Regions from separate parts of the Homo sapiens genome. Here region 2 is linked to region 1. Evidence: chromatin loops called from intact Hi-C (ENCODE). Cell type or tissue: OCI-LY7. All regions are shown on one strand.

Region 1 (8,000 bases):
GTTTCCTTTGCATAGATGTTCTGTAAATATGTGTAATATTGCAAGCTAAAAATTTTATATAAATATTATTAGACTATTTAACTTTATGTAATTTGTTTCTGTGATCCAATATTGAAGTGAAGGTTTAATACGGGACTCTAATTTAGCCACCTCCACTACCTCTGCCCCACGACTCTGTACCTCTTTCATTCTTTACTGTTTCTCTACATTGTGTGTCATTAAGAAAAAAAAGATAGATTATTCTTTTTTTCATATAGTCTATATTCCCTTACTATAACATAGATTGTAAGAATAGTCTGTACTTCTTTTCATTCTTTTTTGTTTCTCTACATTGTGTATCATTTAAAAATAAACAGATCAATTATTTTATTCATATAGTGTATATTCCCTTACTATAACAGATTATAAGAATCCAGAAATTGTGTATGTTTTGTTAATTGTCCTCAGCACTTAGAATACCTAGCACACAATAGCACATCAATAAATACTTGTTAAATGTTTGCATAAAATTCTTTTGCAGCTGTAAAATATTTTAGTAAGTTTTAGCATTTTTTTGTTCTATTTGTGAGAATTTTGGTGTTTTTTTCTTGCTTTCTCACTTTTATTATCAACAAGGAAGGGATAAATATGTTTATACATGTCTTGTGAACATGTGCAAGACATAAGAAAATGAAGATTTTTCCCCCTTAATATGAAACTGTAAGAAATACAGTTTGAAAGGGCTGGAAAGGGCAAAAGTGGATGAACATTCTGTCACTGCATGGCAGAAGAGCAAAAGAGAGCAAACCCACTTCCTCACATTTTTAAATAAGATCCTTAATTCCGTCTATGATTACACTTTCCTCATGATTTAACTACCTCCTAAAGGCCTCACTTATTTGCCATTACATTGGCAATCAAATTTCAACATATGAATTTTAGCGGACACATTCAGATCATAGCAATAGGTCATTATACAATTTTTACATATCACCTGAATATTCATCTAGATTTTAATTGTTAATATGACATTATTGCCTTTTAAGCTCTAATATGTTTAGAAATTTGATTTAACATAGTGAATAAATATTCCCATGCATAAACTATTACAGATAATTCTGAATTTTTAATTCATAGAAATAAAATTTTTTACTTAAAAAGTCTGAATATATTTAGAGTTGCTTTATTGAGAATATTCCCAACATGCTCAGAAAATTATATTGATTTACTTTTCTATACCACAAAATTCTATGAAGAAACAATTTGGTGCAAACAAAGTAGAAATATGGTGATAACAAACATTAACGAGACAAGGGTTTGCTTTGAATGAGGCCACTGATAACCTTATGGAATTTTCCATCTAGGGCCAAGGCTTGATTGCTAGAAAAGGCATGAATTTAATCATGGATGAAGCAATAATAGAATTATCAGTTATCTCATTAAAATATTTCTGAATACACAGCAATTTAATTTTTAATATCAAGTGCATTGAATAGTTCTTACTATTTTACTTGACCTCTTTAGCATTATTACGTAGTTCATCACTCTTAATTTTTGACAGCTCTTTTTTCTCTGACTCCTTTCTTTTAGAAATATATAGCTAAAATAGAAATATTTGAAAAGAGGAAAACCTGAAGATCAGTAATCTAAATTAACAGCAAAATATAATCAAAGAAAACAAAAGAAGAAAAATAATAAAGGTAAGAGAATAAATTAGTGGAAGTAAGTGAATAAATTGAGAAAATTATTAATGAATTAAATTAATGAAATAGACAACACAAACTAGTAAACATTAAATAAGGCAAAGTTTGGTTCAAAAAAAGGCACTAAAACTTAATAAGCCTCCAGATCACTAGATCTGGAAAAAGAGAGAAAAGAAAACATTTTTAAATTAACATCAAGAGCATAAAAGGAGACATCACCAAATATTATTCATTTATAAAGAGAATTGTATGAACAAGTATAGGTTAATAAATTCGGAAATTTAGATAAAATATGCACATTTATTTAAATATAGAACTTAACCAAAACAGAAATAAAAAGAGTTGGGAAAATCTTGATTTAAAAACTGTTACAGAATGAAACCATAATGTGAGATCTTCAAATTCAAAAATTTCAAGACATTTCCAGTGAATTGCACTGAATATTTAAGGAAAAAAATGTATCAAACTTAAAGACTTTCATAGAGTAGAAAAAGAGGGACAGCTTTTAAACTCATTAATGAGAGCAGCAAAACCTTGGTACAATATCCTGACAATGACTTTTCAAGAAGTAAACATCATAGGCTCCTTTTCTTTAAAACAGAAATGCAAATATTTTACACAAAATATTTTTAAAAACTCTCATCATACTATGTTTAAAAGCATAATATATAAATGAGAAAGTTGGGTTTATATTGGGCAATCAAATTTTTTTTTGTTTTAACTAGGAGTGGAGAGAAACTTTCTTTATAAAATGTTTATGTGAAAACCTATTGCCAGTCTCATATCTAATGTTGACACATTGATAGTTTTGTCTGTAACATATTGAATAAATGAAGACTACATGATTTTCATTCATCATTGTACTGAGTGTCCTGGCCAGTAAAATAAGACAAAAAAGTAAATAAAAAATACAGAGTTGTAAGTATTAAACAAAATAATATATTCAATAATAAAAACAATATACCTTTGTATGTAGACTCTAAAGGTGATAATTATAATTGAAAGACAGTATATCAAAGTTTATGGATACCAGACAATATAAAAGTTTGCTGTATTTTCATACTTTAGCATTGAATAATTGGAAAATGCAATTTATTAGAGATAATCTTGCAATATTGAAAGATACAACTCTGCATACCTAATCAGTTAAAGATTCATTTAAAAATACTCTGAGCAACAAAGGCTGATTAAATTTCAATCTACAAACAAAATTCAATTCAAGGTGTGTTCATAATGCCCTTTATTAAAAACACTAAATGGATCAACGTGATCCTAGTAAATGTGTCAGTTGAGGAAAATAGCTCAAAGCAAAATGACTAAGAGTTTGGCTCACCCAAGAAAGCCTGATGACTTTAGACAGAGCCTTGTCATGAAAATAATTGTGGGTGTTTCTCTTGGCACATTTCCAACACTTAGACAAATAAAATGGACAAAAGTTCAATAATGTTTGAGAGGATTATACTGCCAAGCACAACCAGCCCGAATTAAGAGTGTCTCTTCAAGATGTATAATGGCCTAAGTTTCCTACGTGTCTGCTCACAAGAGGCATTGCTCTTCAGATGTAGCTGAGGAGAAAAAAACAAAACAAAACAAAAAACCCACAATATCCAGAGAATAAAATCAAAAGAATAAGGACTGGGAGGCAACTCCCAGGAAACAAGCCTAAGAGTCTAAGGAACACTCCTTATCATCAAGAAAAGCTCTCTTGCAAAATTGCCAGCAGGAATTCACAGTCACTATGGATCTGTGTCCCTTGCTTGTTTTTGACAGAAGGGTTGGTTGGGATTATTATTAGAACTATACTTCTGAAATTGTTATGTCATCGTATGCACTTAAGTTTGGTAATTTAAACATAGAAACAGTTTCACATGGTCTGTTCTCATTTTACTTCTTTGGAATTTATGGTGGTATATTAGTCTGAGTTAAATGCAGAAAGCAGATGCACTTTATGTATTCCAAGAAGTATTGGCTGTAACACAGGAAATTAGAGGTTTGTGCATCCATTGAACTGGACTGGGGAGTAAAGGTCAGAAAAATTGCTGCTAGAGGCTATAAAAATTACATTGCAGGCCATGTTTTCAGCTGCCTACAACCCTCAAATGTGAAATTTGCAGAACCCCCATACAAAATGTTATTACCTTGAACAATCTTGGGAAAACCTGCAGATCCCAGGTGCCCGTAAGCACTGAGATGCATGATTTACAGAAATTGTTTTGGATATTGCTGCAAACCTCCCATTTGCTACTTAGCCATATCCCTTGTTTGCAACTGTCATCAGAAAAAAAGCCTTCCGTCTTTTCTTCTCAGATCTCAACTGAGATCCTCCCATTGTCAGATTTTGACCTAGGACCATCTTGGAAAGGGATTCTTCTGTGATTCAGAGGTGAAGGTAAGGAGTGAAGTCGGATGCGGAGTTGATGCAGGCAAGTCAATAGACAAAAGAACACATCCGATGTAATGAGGAGACATATTTAATTATTTTGGAATGTTTTGCTAGTTGGAATTCTTAGCTGTTGACAATTATAAATATCGTCCTGAAACAAGTAATTTATTTAATATAAACAGAAACCATCAATGTAATAATCTCTTTTGATGTGAAAATATTTTGTTATTTTGATATATACTCAACCACTCTACAATTTGTTATCAAGGACAACCAAAGGAAGTCCAAAAAAGAGGCAAATACACAATGAGAAAAAATTTTGTGTGTGAATGTAACAGACAAGCCACCATAATTTGGGTAGCAAATTTTAAGAGTGAAACCTTAATGCTTGCCAAATCTCTGGTTGATTGACTTAGTCATAGTGCTGTTTTAAAACAGCTCATAGATTTTAAAAAATATAAATAGGAAAATCACTATTTAACATGATTGCAACAGTTGCTTTTGAAATCCTTTGTTTGTTTTCAGAATAGTAAAAACTTTAGGTTTTGCTTTGGAAAAACTGAAGGTTTTTAACATTTGAGTTAAAGATTTGTATGTATAGAGTAATGTCACCATCTTGTGGTCTTTTAAGATATTGCTGCTAAGAATATTGAGTTAGTATCCATGAATAACATGAAGGCACTATCTTTTAGTACTTTTCTCTCAGTAAGATCAAATATATATAAAACCAATGAATCAACATTTTTTAACGCTTATATAATGAACAACTGCTTTAGAACTTATTTAATTATGATATTCTGTTTTTGAAAATATCTATTAAATGGAAGGCTTTTATTTAGTAAGTTGAATTCCACTTACAAATCTTATTTGCTTGTTCATTTATTTATGATTATTGTCTGCCTCTCCCATAAAAATGTAAGTTACATGAAAAGAGGAATTTTTATCTTGTTCACAGCTGAATTCTAGAGAAAAGAACAGTGCCGGGCACATAGCTGACCTAACAAATACTTAATGAATCAGTGAATATAGATGTGAATGAATGGATTCTATCTGTTATAAATATTTTAAGACAAATTAGTTCCAGAATTTTCTTGGTTTTGTAACAAACCACACAAATTAAAACACAGTTTTGTTTAAACCAATCAAATGGGTAAGCTCCGAGAGATACTGGTGTTTGGTTTTGTGTTTTATCAAAGATATTGTAAGGGGACCTAGCTGGATGTTATATGATCAGCTTGATTTTGTTCTAATTCGCTACATTAGTGCATATGTAGGTTTGTAAGTTAATTAATTTGGCTCACTATGGCTGATGCAATGTGGTGGAAAAGGGGTAGCCTTTGAAGTCAGTCAAGCTAACGTTCACTTCTAGCTCTGCCAGAAATGTGTTTTGGGGAAATGAAAGTTTCTCAGCATTTATTTCCTTTTCTGATACTGGAGAAAATAATAACCTCCCTCGTAGCATGTATATAACTAGAAATATTAACTTTTACCATTTTGAATGTTTAATTATTCTAAACCACATTTTGCCTCCACAAGTGGATCAGTTACCAAACATTTAAAGGTGAATCTATTTCATGTTAGGCATAATCAGGGAAAGAACAAACATGTAAGACATAGTATTCCTTTTCAAAAGCTAATAGTCAATGGCTGTTGAATCAAAAATCTTATGAAAAGCAAATTACTATTCCTTTGATTTGAAGCTCCAGTTCTCCAGTTAAGTCCGAGCCCTGACATTGATTAAAATGAATTTGTACTAATATGATAATTATGGAAATCTTGTAATATATTTTGTTTCAGGTGGATTCACCACAGTTAGCTTCAATTCTGTCTTCCATCACATTCAGCATAGAGGGAGGGAGGAGAGGGAAAGTAATGGGGTAATAATCTTCATTTGTAGATTCTTTCTAGCTTCTGGGGTCTGGCAGATAGTTAAAGAGAACTCTTTCCGGGCCTTCAGGAGGGATATCTGCTGGGTCCCTCTCCCCTGAAATTGCCTGATGTGGCTGATGATTTGTGACCCATTCCTCAGCCCCTAGGTATCAAGAGTCACAGCTCCAGCTTCCTTCTGCTCCCCAGTATGCAAGACTGTCATCCCTGGGAAACATTTATGTAACACGTCTGAAAACTCCTAGGGTGCAGAACTATCCCATGGCAATGGTATTCCTTGGATCTGCCACTGAAACATTCCTTGTTCTCTAGATTTTCCAGGTAGGAGTCATACACCCAATTCAAAGGTGAAGCAAAAGCCCTCACCAAAGAAAACTTCTTTGTGAAATTGCTTTGATTATTTTATTTTCTCAGAATAGGTGAGGGGGTTCACCTATAGGTGAACAGACTGGTCTTCGAACCAAGTGTCATAGCTATTCTTTGGAAAATTATATTTTGGTCTGGCAATTTGTGTCATAATTTCATATCTATTGCAACTTGTGCTTTAGTGCAAAGTCATATTTGAACACTCAGTAAAAAGAATACTATATAAAATCATATTTCAACATTTTCTGATCTGCTATAACAAACTAAGCTTTGGGAAACTTTAATGCCCCAGTAAACAAACCAGCCATGTCAATGTTACGTCACTCTACAAGATCCAAATAAAATTGTGTTTAAGGGATACAATTAATATTTACTTTCATTCTTTAGTAATATTTATCAATATCACTGTATCTGCAACTGAAGTTTGATTTTTACTTAAATGATTTCATACACCATATTAAATATATCTTATATGCAAAAAAATCACGTCACTGTTCATTTGAAAGAACAGATGTATTATACAAGATTATCAGAGGTCAAGTAGAGAAAACATATCTGATGTTTTTGAGACTGTCCGCTGCATAAGTGGACACTTAGTGGTAAATCAAGTAGCAGGGATGAGAAAATTTTGTGTGAAATGTAGTGTTATAAATTAAATTACAGAATAAAAATAAAAGGGCTTAATCAGAGACATTTATAAGTACAATGAGTCATTAAACTGCCAAGTGTCTGAAAGAGCCAAGACTGCAAAGACATCTTTTGTTCTTTTTATAGAATTCTCCAAGGATAGATTTCATTGAAGAGATTTTAGAAGAAAACAAATCAATAGACTTTTAAAATTCCAAAGTAATTCTTTGGCTGAATTAATATGGCTGTCTTTTTAAGAATTTAAGGCAAAAGATAAGGTGACTTAATTAAATGACCCCAAGTTTTCAAAATAATAAATATGAACAAACACTGAAACCATCTTTATTGTCATCATAGGGCCATCTTTTTTTTTCTCTTGTGGCTTTTTCATATTGATCCAAATATAATTTAAGGCAGCTGCACTAAATTTAGGCTGCACTAAATTTTTTTATGTGTATATTTTTTCTGATAATTAGGCCCATAAATGAGGTTAAAAGGAAATTAGGTAATAGAAAATTTTAGACTGGAGTAAGTCCTATTAGGTAAGGTCTACTTATTTTAACAAAACCAAATTAACCCTCTCGTAGTCCCTGTTAGTGTAAAAGGCCCTAAAGTAAAAACATGATATTTATGGAGTGTTACTATGAAAATCAACATGAAAAAATAAAAAATTAGCATATTCAGTTGTACAACAACTAAGTTTGATTAGTCAGGGGGCAGCTGTCTGAGCTCTTGCAAATGAAAGTATTTTATGGTTGAACACTAACATTTACAAATGGGTCGTTCAAGTCATCTTTCATATTTAAGAGAGGATCTGTTATTTCTTAGCATAGGAAAATCCCAATACTTGTTTAAGAAGTAAAAAAATTAGTTCTCTCAGGACAACTACTCTTAAAATCAAGCTACCCTTTCAAAGAACAAAATTATAATCTGTTAATGGTAGCAAAGACCTCACATAATACAGTTATGACTGTTTAATGGTCAGGTTTAAAACTAGTGCTGGACAATTATAACACAAATGTGTTCAATTACTTGTTACAGAATATGGTTATGCA
Region 2 (8,000 bases), 1.1 Mb before region 1:
TCCACCTGGTCAGAGATTTCATATTCTATCACTTGTAAAAGTCATGTTATTAATTCAACGTGACTGAAATAGCTGAGAAGCCTGAAAAACTGTATTATATTTAAGAAGTTCTATTAAGTATTAAAAGTAAGAAAATCTCTATGAATCCCACCTGATGATCCAAATATATGGTGTTCCTTTGGAGATGATGTGAAAGAATTTCATTCTAGTAGGCACCAATTAAGAAAAAAGGGACAGAGAAAGAGGATGTGGAATTCAAGAAAAGGTCAATTTTGGAATAAGAAAAACAGGTAATTTACTACAACCTATTATATCACAGTACACGACAACTTTCACGCACATGCTCCCCTGTAAATGGTACCGCTGACATATTAAATTACAAAATTATATTTTGTTTTGTAAGAAATTACGTAGACATGCATATGAACAATGAACTATTAAGCAGAAAAATTCCTTAAAATAGCTTTAGCAAACTGACTGTTAGAACTTTTACATGTCAATTATTTCCTCTAATATAGTACTACTTCTTTAAATAAGATCTTTCTTATATAACCAGAGCTATAAACCCTTTGAGAAACGGTTATGTGTTCGTTCTTTTCATTAAAAATAAGACATTTTAAAATTAATTTTTAACATTTAAAAGGCAGTATTATTAAAGCTATAATGAATTTTTAATTTATTGTTTTATTGGAAATTATAGGACTTCTCAATATTTGTTTTACCAGATATGGAAGTCACAGTATTCAGTGAGTAACAACATGAAGTTAATGCGTACATGAAGTATTGTACGCATTGCCTTCCTCAAAACCAAAAGCCAGTGGGTGAGCGGGTGGGGTAGAAGGCTAAGAAGAAATGCACCCTACCTGTATTTTCTTTCAGTAATGTATAAATAAGTTGAATTCTCAAAGGGTTAATAGGAGATTCTAATGTTGTCACTATAATGATGGTATGGGCTCATGCTCAACACTAATGATGCTGATCATATTGACTGATGAGTGTTTCAAAATAAGAGATGATGGCAGACGACACAGACAAATCTCTCCATAGCTGACCTTTGGGCTGTGGGCCTCAAGCTTTAGCTGCATGAGCTGTGCTAACGTATGCTCCCGGATACTACTCAGTTCGGCTTGCTGCCGTCTCAGCTTTATTAGCAGCAGCGTAAGCTCCTCTGGCTGAAGGAGTACAATTTAAGAATCCAAACAGTGGAAAACAGATTAATTGTTGTCTTAAGTGACAGATATTAAACCAAGATTTCTTGGCAAGTTTCCTCTTATGGTTGACATCAAACATAGTGCCTAGGCACTATGATGATAGGTCCTACATAAATGCATAGATATCTAGAGAAATAGAAGGAACAGTGTTACTTTAAAAGATACAGCAAAACAACAGTAAATTAAGGCATTTTCTCAGAACTCATGAGAACATTTAAATGTTAAGTACAAAAAAGCACAATGCCAAAAAAACATTATAAAGGTTTGTACATAAGTGCTACTAAAAAATTATTAAAAGATATTTTACTAAGATATCTAAAAAAATTACACCTTTTCCCAGCAATAGTACAAATACCTGCATGTCCAACTTTCTAACAGAACTACATAAAATAATTAAAATAAATGTAGTCCGGGCACAGTGGCTCACGCCTGTAATCCCAGCACTTTGGGAGGCTGAGGGAGGCGGATCACAAGGTCAGAAGTTCGAGACCAGCCTGAGCCCTGCCTCTACTAAAGATTAAAGAAAAATTAGCCAGGCATGGTGGCACGCAACTGTAATCCCAGCTACTCGGGAGGCTGAGGCAGGAGAATCGCTTGAATCCAGGAGGTGGAGTTTGCAGTGAGCCGAGATCACGCCATTGCATTCCAACCTGGGCGACACGGCGAGACTCCATCTCAAAATAAATAAATAAAAAAATAAATAAAAATAAAATAAAATAAAATAAAACTTGGATATCTTCACATTATTAAATTTGGGATCTGGGTTCTATTAATTGCTTCCCAGTTATACTCTGAAATGTCACTGTTAGTGCTTTCATATAGCATTTTTTATGACCAAAAGATCAGTTTTATTTTTTAAGAAAAAGAGAGTTTCCATGGGCACATAAACCCTCCTTCTTCACTCTGGGAAAAGAAGAGAACCTTTTTTTGGTTCCTGATTGGTGACTGTGATCCAAAGGAAAATAAATTTTCAACAGTGGATGAAATTCCTTAATGGGCCAATTTAATATACTTTTCTTAGAAATACAGTAAAGTATGATCATTGGCATTCTTATAGCCCATAAAATATTACTTGGTATTTCTCTGAGCTTTGTTATGATTAACAACTGAAAGCAGGCTACAGGCTTTCCTCACTGGAGTGCTGCAATGTACTCTTAAAAATTCCAGGCTAAAAAGTATTCCCAAGATTGGTTTGTTTTGCCTACACGACAGCATTGCATTAACTCTCTTCCGTTCTGTTTATTTGCTATTGCTCTTTATTTTCTGACAATTCTTTTCAAAAACAGAAATCATTTTTAACCATTATCCAAAATCATATTAAAAATTATTGCCTTCAGAAGAAAAAGTGTTAGCAGAAGTTACTATTGGATTCCTTAGATAAAACTGGGTATCCACAGGTGAGACAACAGTTTTTTACTGTATATTAAATGGTCAAAGAATATTTGGTGTATGAGATTTAAATAAACCATGTAAGAGAAAAAGAACAGTTGCTTTTGCTCTGATGCCAATCCTATCTCGTGACCTCATGATGCTAGGATAGTCCTTGTTTTATGATCATCATCTCCAACACTTGAGGTCTTGCCAGGGAGAAGGTAAGATGGGCAAAGGGATTTAGATATTCTAAGAACCCAGAGTGATACCGCAAGGAATACTGAAACTCTGGTTTATTATTTATGGAGCTAAACAGACTAAGAGATTTTCAAAAGGATGAAAGATACCAATAACTTTATTTAGATTTTGAGGCCAAATAAAGAGGCACATTTGACCAAAGAAAGTAGGTGGTGGTAAATAAATTTTGGCTAAATATCCACTAGAGGGAGCAAGGCAGAAGAGAAACATTTGTGGTATGCTATTTAGCATTTACTCTATGATTAATGACTATTTGTCAGGCCAACAATCTAATGTTTTAAGATTCCCACATTTAAAAGTCCTTAGTCTTAATCAAATAATCTTTGGCAAATAAACTGCAGGAAGCTTAAAGCAAGGAAATATTTCATTTTATCTAAATGTGTAAAAGATAAAATAAAACAATGTTTTTACAAAACACATAAGATGAATTTGATTACTGCAGGAAGAGAATTTTAAATAATGAACAACTATACACACAGGTGCTAAAATCACATCTTTACAGAAACTGAGGTTATCTACTGACAATAAAGCCAGTGCCCCTGATAAAAGAATACCATTAAAATAAACTGAAGTGAGGAAAAGTCATCTTTTCTCTTTAACTAGAAGAAGTGTCCTGCTAATGTAACTCCTTTCCAATTAACATAACACTGACAATGAAATGGTAATGGTAAATACTTGCTTTGATCGAACGCTTGTTACAGTCTTTTTCTGCTGATATGTAAATCAGTTTATTTTACAAACAGCTCTAAAGAAGTTAATCTAAAAATTCACACGAAAAACTTAATACGCTGGTAGTTTGACTACAAATAACTGCTTGCTGGATTTGTTCACTAATGAATTACTGCAACTTCTGTTTTAAGGATAAGGGAATGAAAGTAAAGAAACCCACCTAGTTCATACAATAAAGTTTCTTTTTTTTTTTTTTTTTTTTGAGACAGAGTCTTGCTCTGTTGCCCAGGCTGGAGTGCAATGGCAGGATCTCGGCTCACTGCAAACTCCACCTCCTGGGTTCAAGTGATTCTCCTGCCTCAGCCTCCCAAGTAGCTGGGATTACAGGCACGCACCACCATGCCCGGCTAATTTTGTATTTTTAGTAGAGATGGGGTTTCAACATGTTGGCCAGGCTGGTCTTGAACTCCTGACCTCAAGCGATCCGCCTGCCTTGGCCTCCCAAAGTGCTGGGATTACAGGCATGAGCCACCGTGCCCGGCCATAAAGTTTCAAAATATAATCTTTTATTTGGCCAGTCAGACACTTAGGAAAAGGTATCCACTAAAACACTGAAATGGCTACATGATTTCAAATTCTGATGAGCATCTCTTGCACAAAAGCAGTAATGTTTTTTCTTTGGGAGAACCTCTGAAAATTCAAACTTAAAAATTATGTTAGATATGTACCTTCCTGTGCAGCACATAAATAAAACATGGTATGGTAAATAAAGATATTACTCACCGTTTTCCCTTGGAGGCTCTGGGGACTAACAGACTGTAAAGTCAGGCCAGCTGGCACTGACCTTCTGTCAGGCACATAGACATGCTAGGAAAGTAAAGGCACAATGTAATTCTGTGGTAAAGTTTTTTTTTTCTTATCAATGTCAGCAAGGAGAAATCTTAAATTCCTATTATGAAATACCATTTAAAATTGCTATTAGTGCTTATGAAAGATGATAGAGACTAACATTTCTTGACATAAAATACTGATGTGGGGCTGGGTGCGGTGGCTCACGCCTGTAATCCCAACACTTTGAAAGGCCAGGGTGGACAGATCACTTGAGGTCAGGAGTTCGAGACCAGCCTAGCCAACATGGTGAAACCCTGTCCTTTCTCTACTAAAAGTATAAAAAATTAGCCAGGTGTGGTGGCGTGGGCCTGTAATCCTAGCTACTCGGAAGGCTGACGTGGGACAAGTGCTTGACCCCGGGAGGCAGAGGTTGCAGTGAGCCGAGATAGCACCACTGCACTCCAGCCTGGGCAACAGAGCGAGGCTCCATCTAAAAAAATAATGATGTGGATGAGCAGAGTAATTCTTTTTTTTTTTGTTTTTTGAAGCAGAGTCTCACTCTGTTGCCCAGCCTGGAGTGTATGGCAAGATCTCAGCTCACTGCAACCTCCACCTCCTGGGTTCAAGAGATCCTCCTACCGCAGCCTCTCAAGTAGCTGGGATTACAGGCGCATGCCACCACGTCTGACTAATTTTTGTATTTTTAGTAGAGACGGGGTTTCACCATGTTGGCCAGGCTGGTCTCGAACTCCTGGCCTCAAGCAATCCACCTACCTCGGCCTCCCAAAGTGCTAGGATTACAGGCTTGAGCCACTTGCCCGGCCTGAACAGAGTAATTCTAAAATCTGGTTTAGAGGTTCTCAAAAACTCTTTGACCTCAGGATCCCTTTATATTCTTAAAAAGAAAATTTAGTGGCAAGAGTGGCATTGTTTTACAGTTTTGCAAATCTTTAATGTCTGGCTGGATTCTTGTATCTGTTTCTGTATTTAATCTGTTGTGATAATCTCTTTTAGTGGAAGTATGTGAAGAAAATCTACCCTCAATATATATAGTTGGAAAAAAGGAGAGAATTTTAATAGTTTTTCTTGATAATTATAGATGTTCATCTTTGACACTGCGCTATAGCTCAAAAAACTGATATTTTTTAAAGGTTAGTTACAAAGTGATATCTGAAACCTTATCAATGAACTTTTGATACTCTGTTACATTAATATCCACTTGGTCTATTTGTACTTTAAATGAATCTTGTGACATCAAACACTGGTCATCTGGAAAATATTGGTTCAGTGAGTTATGCAATGTTCTAAATATTGACATATGTCAGTATACAATATAAAAACATCACAACTGTTAATATCACCGCCAATCTTTAAGCACCGGAAAGCTGTCAAGTTCAGGGTGGCAGATACATGATTTTCAAAATTCTATTTTTTGCTTGAAAACTCAAACGTTGTTATCAGTAACAAATACTGTCAGTTGTTTTCCTTGAAGTGACAGGATAGCATTCACTTTGAGAAAGTGTGTCTATCAAATACCACGTCTGAATATTGACAGTTGTCTTTTGTTCAAGTAAAAATATGTTTCACAATAAAAGGAACTAATTCAGCTTGCAACTCCATCATGTGTTTTACTGTGAGACAACGGTTAGCACTTTGGTATGCCATAGAAATGCTTTATGCATTTACCATTTCATCACAAGTAATAGTAAAAGAATATGTAACAAAATGTTAAGGTTCAATAAAATTATTTTCTACTGTTTCATGAATGAGATTTATAAGTGAACCTGATACTTTATTTTTTACTTCAAGTGTGTGGCAGGGAGGGCTACAATGACCACTAGCATAGTCTGGATCCACTGCCTTGATTTATGCTAAGGTGCCAGAAATTTTACTCACCATCGCTTCTGCACTACTAGAGCAAATAGGAACACAATGAATAATGCCTTATTATGATCATAAAAATAGTTTTGACTCCCTGAAACGGTCATGGGAGGGAACCCCCACAGGGGTCCATGAACTACACTTTAAGAACCACTGATCTAGATCAAGGAAGAGGATAGGATAGTTTGAAAGAAAAATTTGGCAATTTTGGAGAAGTCTTTTGGGAGTAGCAGTAGCAGACAGTTGAGAATTGGATAGAGAATATAGATTCATCTCATATTTGCTGTCGAAACAGATGATATATTCTGGCCAAGAACATGAAAAATACTATTAACCATGAGAGCATGTAATTTAGAGCCAATTGTTAGACCATACACATTAAGTTGTATTAGATCAGATTTTTCTTATATATTGTTACTATTTTTATCAATCATGATTTAGTCTTTGGAAAAAGTGAGGAAACACTGAACTTTGTTACGATGGAGTTCAAAGTGAGCCTTTTGTTGTGAGGCAAATTAAAACTTTCTTCAAAGGAAAATTCCTGATTAATCTATTAATCTTAACAAATGCTTATTTATGGAAATATCAAGCAAATGCTTAGGTAATAACGCAGCTGAAGAAATCAGCTTGTCACAAGGATAAGAAAAGAGCATTTTAAAACAGTATAAAGCAATAACTTATTATTACTATTTTTTGAGTCAGAGTCCTGCTCTGTCTCCCAGGCTTGGGTGCAGTGGTGCAATCACAGCTTACTACAGCCTCAACCTTCCATGTTCAAGTGATCCTATGGCCTTGGCTCCCCAAAGTGTTGGGAATACAGGTGTGAGCCACTATGTCCGGTCAAAGAACTCTTCAGTATGAAAAAAAAAGCACTTTAGGATAGACATTAGGGAACTGGTTGTGTACTAGCTGACTAATCAAAGCCACTGCTTTAGCATTATGAAAAGCTGATTGATACAAAGCACTTTGAATTCACTTCAAATAATCTATACTAAGCAATGCTTAAACCAACTTAATATACAAAGTAAAACATGATCTCCATTTTTAAAATGTATACATACCATTAAGCTACAATATTAAATCGAGTGTTTAAGGAGTTATCTCAATATGCCATATATTCATTGGTTAGAAGATAAAGTTAACACTTTTATCCTCATGAACAACAGGATGAGCTTGATACAAAATTTCAGGTATGCCAGAAGACAGTAGGTGTAGAATTTCCAAGTGTGTAAAAAGCCAATAAAAATGAATGTGGTCTAGGCCAGGCACAGTGGCTCACACCTGCAATCTCAGCACTTTGGGAGGCTGAGGCCAGTGGGTCACTTGAGATCAGGAGTTCAAGACCAGCCTGGGCATCACGGTGAAACCACATCTCTACTAAAAATACAAAAATTAGCCAGGTGTGGTGGCGCATGTCTGTAATCCCAGCTACTCGGGAGGCTGAGGAAGGAGAATCGCTTGAGCCCGGGAGGCAGAGGTTGCAGTGAGCTGAGATTATGCCTCTGCATTCCAGCCTGGGCAACAGAGAGAGACTCCATCTCAAAACAAAACAACAACAACAACAAAAACAACAGAAAAATGCATGTGGTGTTAAGCTACACGGAGAACTGATGAGATATGGTATCAAGCAGAGAAAACAGAATGCATCTGCTCAAAAGAACTGCTCCTGTGTTCCTGAGAGATGAAGTGTTGCAATTAGGTATTTTTTATACATGAGATCTTAATGTTGTAAAATATTTTTATTTATTTTTTAAAACAAAAAAGAGCTGCCTTGCTTAC

Evidence for each region. Hi-C counts contacts between places; a loop is a spot of excess contacts. Peaks named below come from ENCODE experiments on the same cell type or tissue, not always from the same donor. Only the 100,000 strongest peaks of a DNase experiment are listed, where the experiment ranks them.
Region 2: it touches region 1 in a loop (17-fold over the local background); 2 of 110 quality-filtered maps call a loop at or near these places.

Annotation. Positions count from the first base shown.
Region 1 is chr12:18,136,863-18,144,862 of GRCh38, reverse strand. No RefSeq gene overlaps it. Among named protein-coding and RNA genes, the nearest start is that of RERGL, 51 kb to the right of the region's middle. In OCI-LY7, CTCF peaks have their summits at 4,474 and 4,677 (motif pointing left); DNase peaks (open chromatin) are centred at 4,682 and 5,412; H3K4me3 peaks cover 919 bases; H3K27ac peaks cover 1,624 bases.
Region 2 is chr12:19,283,849-19,291,848 of GRCh38, reverse strand. It overlaps PLEKHA5 (pleckstrin homology domain containing A5), which reads right to left. Exons shown (of 32, transcript NM_001256470.2): 13 at 4,293-4,376; 14 at 1,053-1,172; 15 at 152-205. Among named protein-coding and RNA genes, the nearest start is that of AEBP2, 150 kb to the left of the region's middle. In OCI-LY7, CTCF peaks have their summits at 2,821 and 3,022 (motif pointing right); a DNase peak (open chromatin) is centred at 3,028.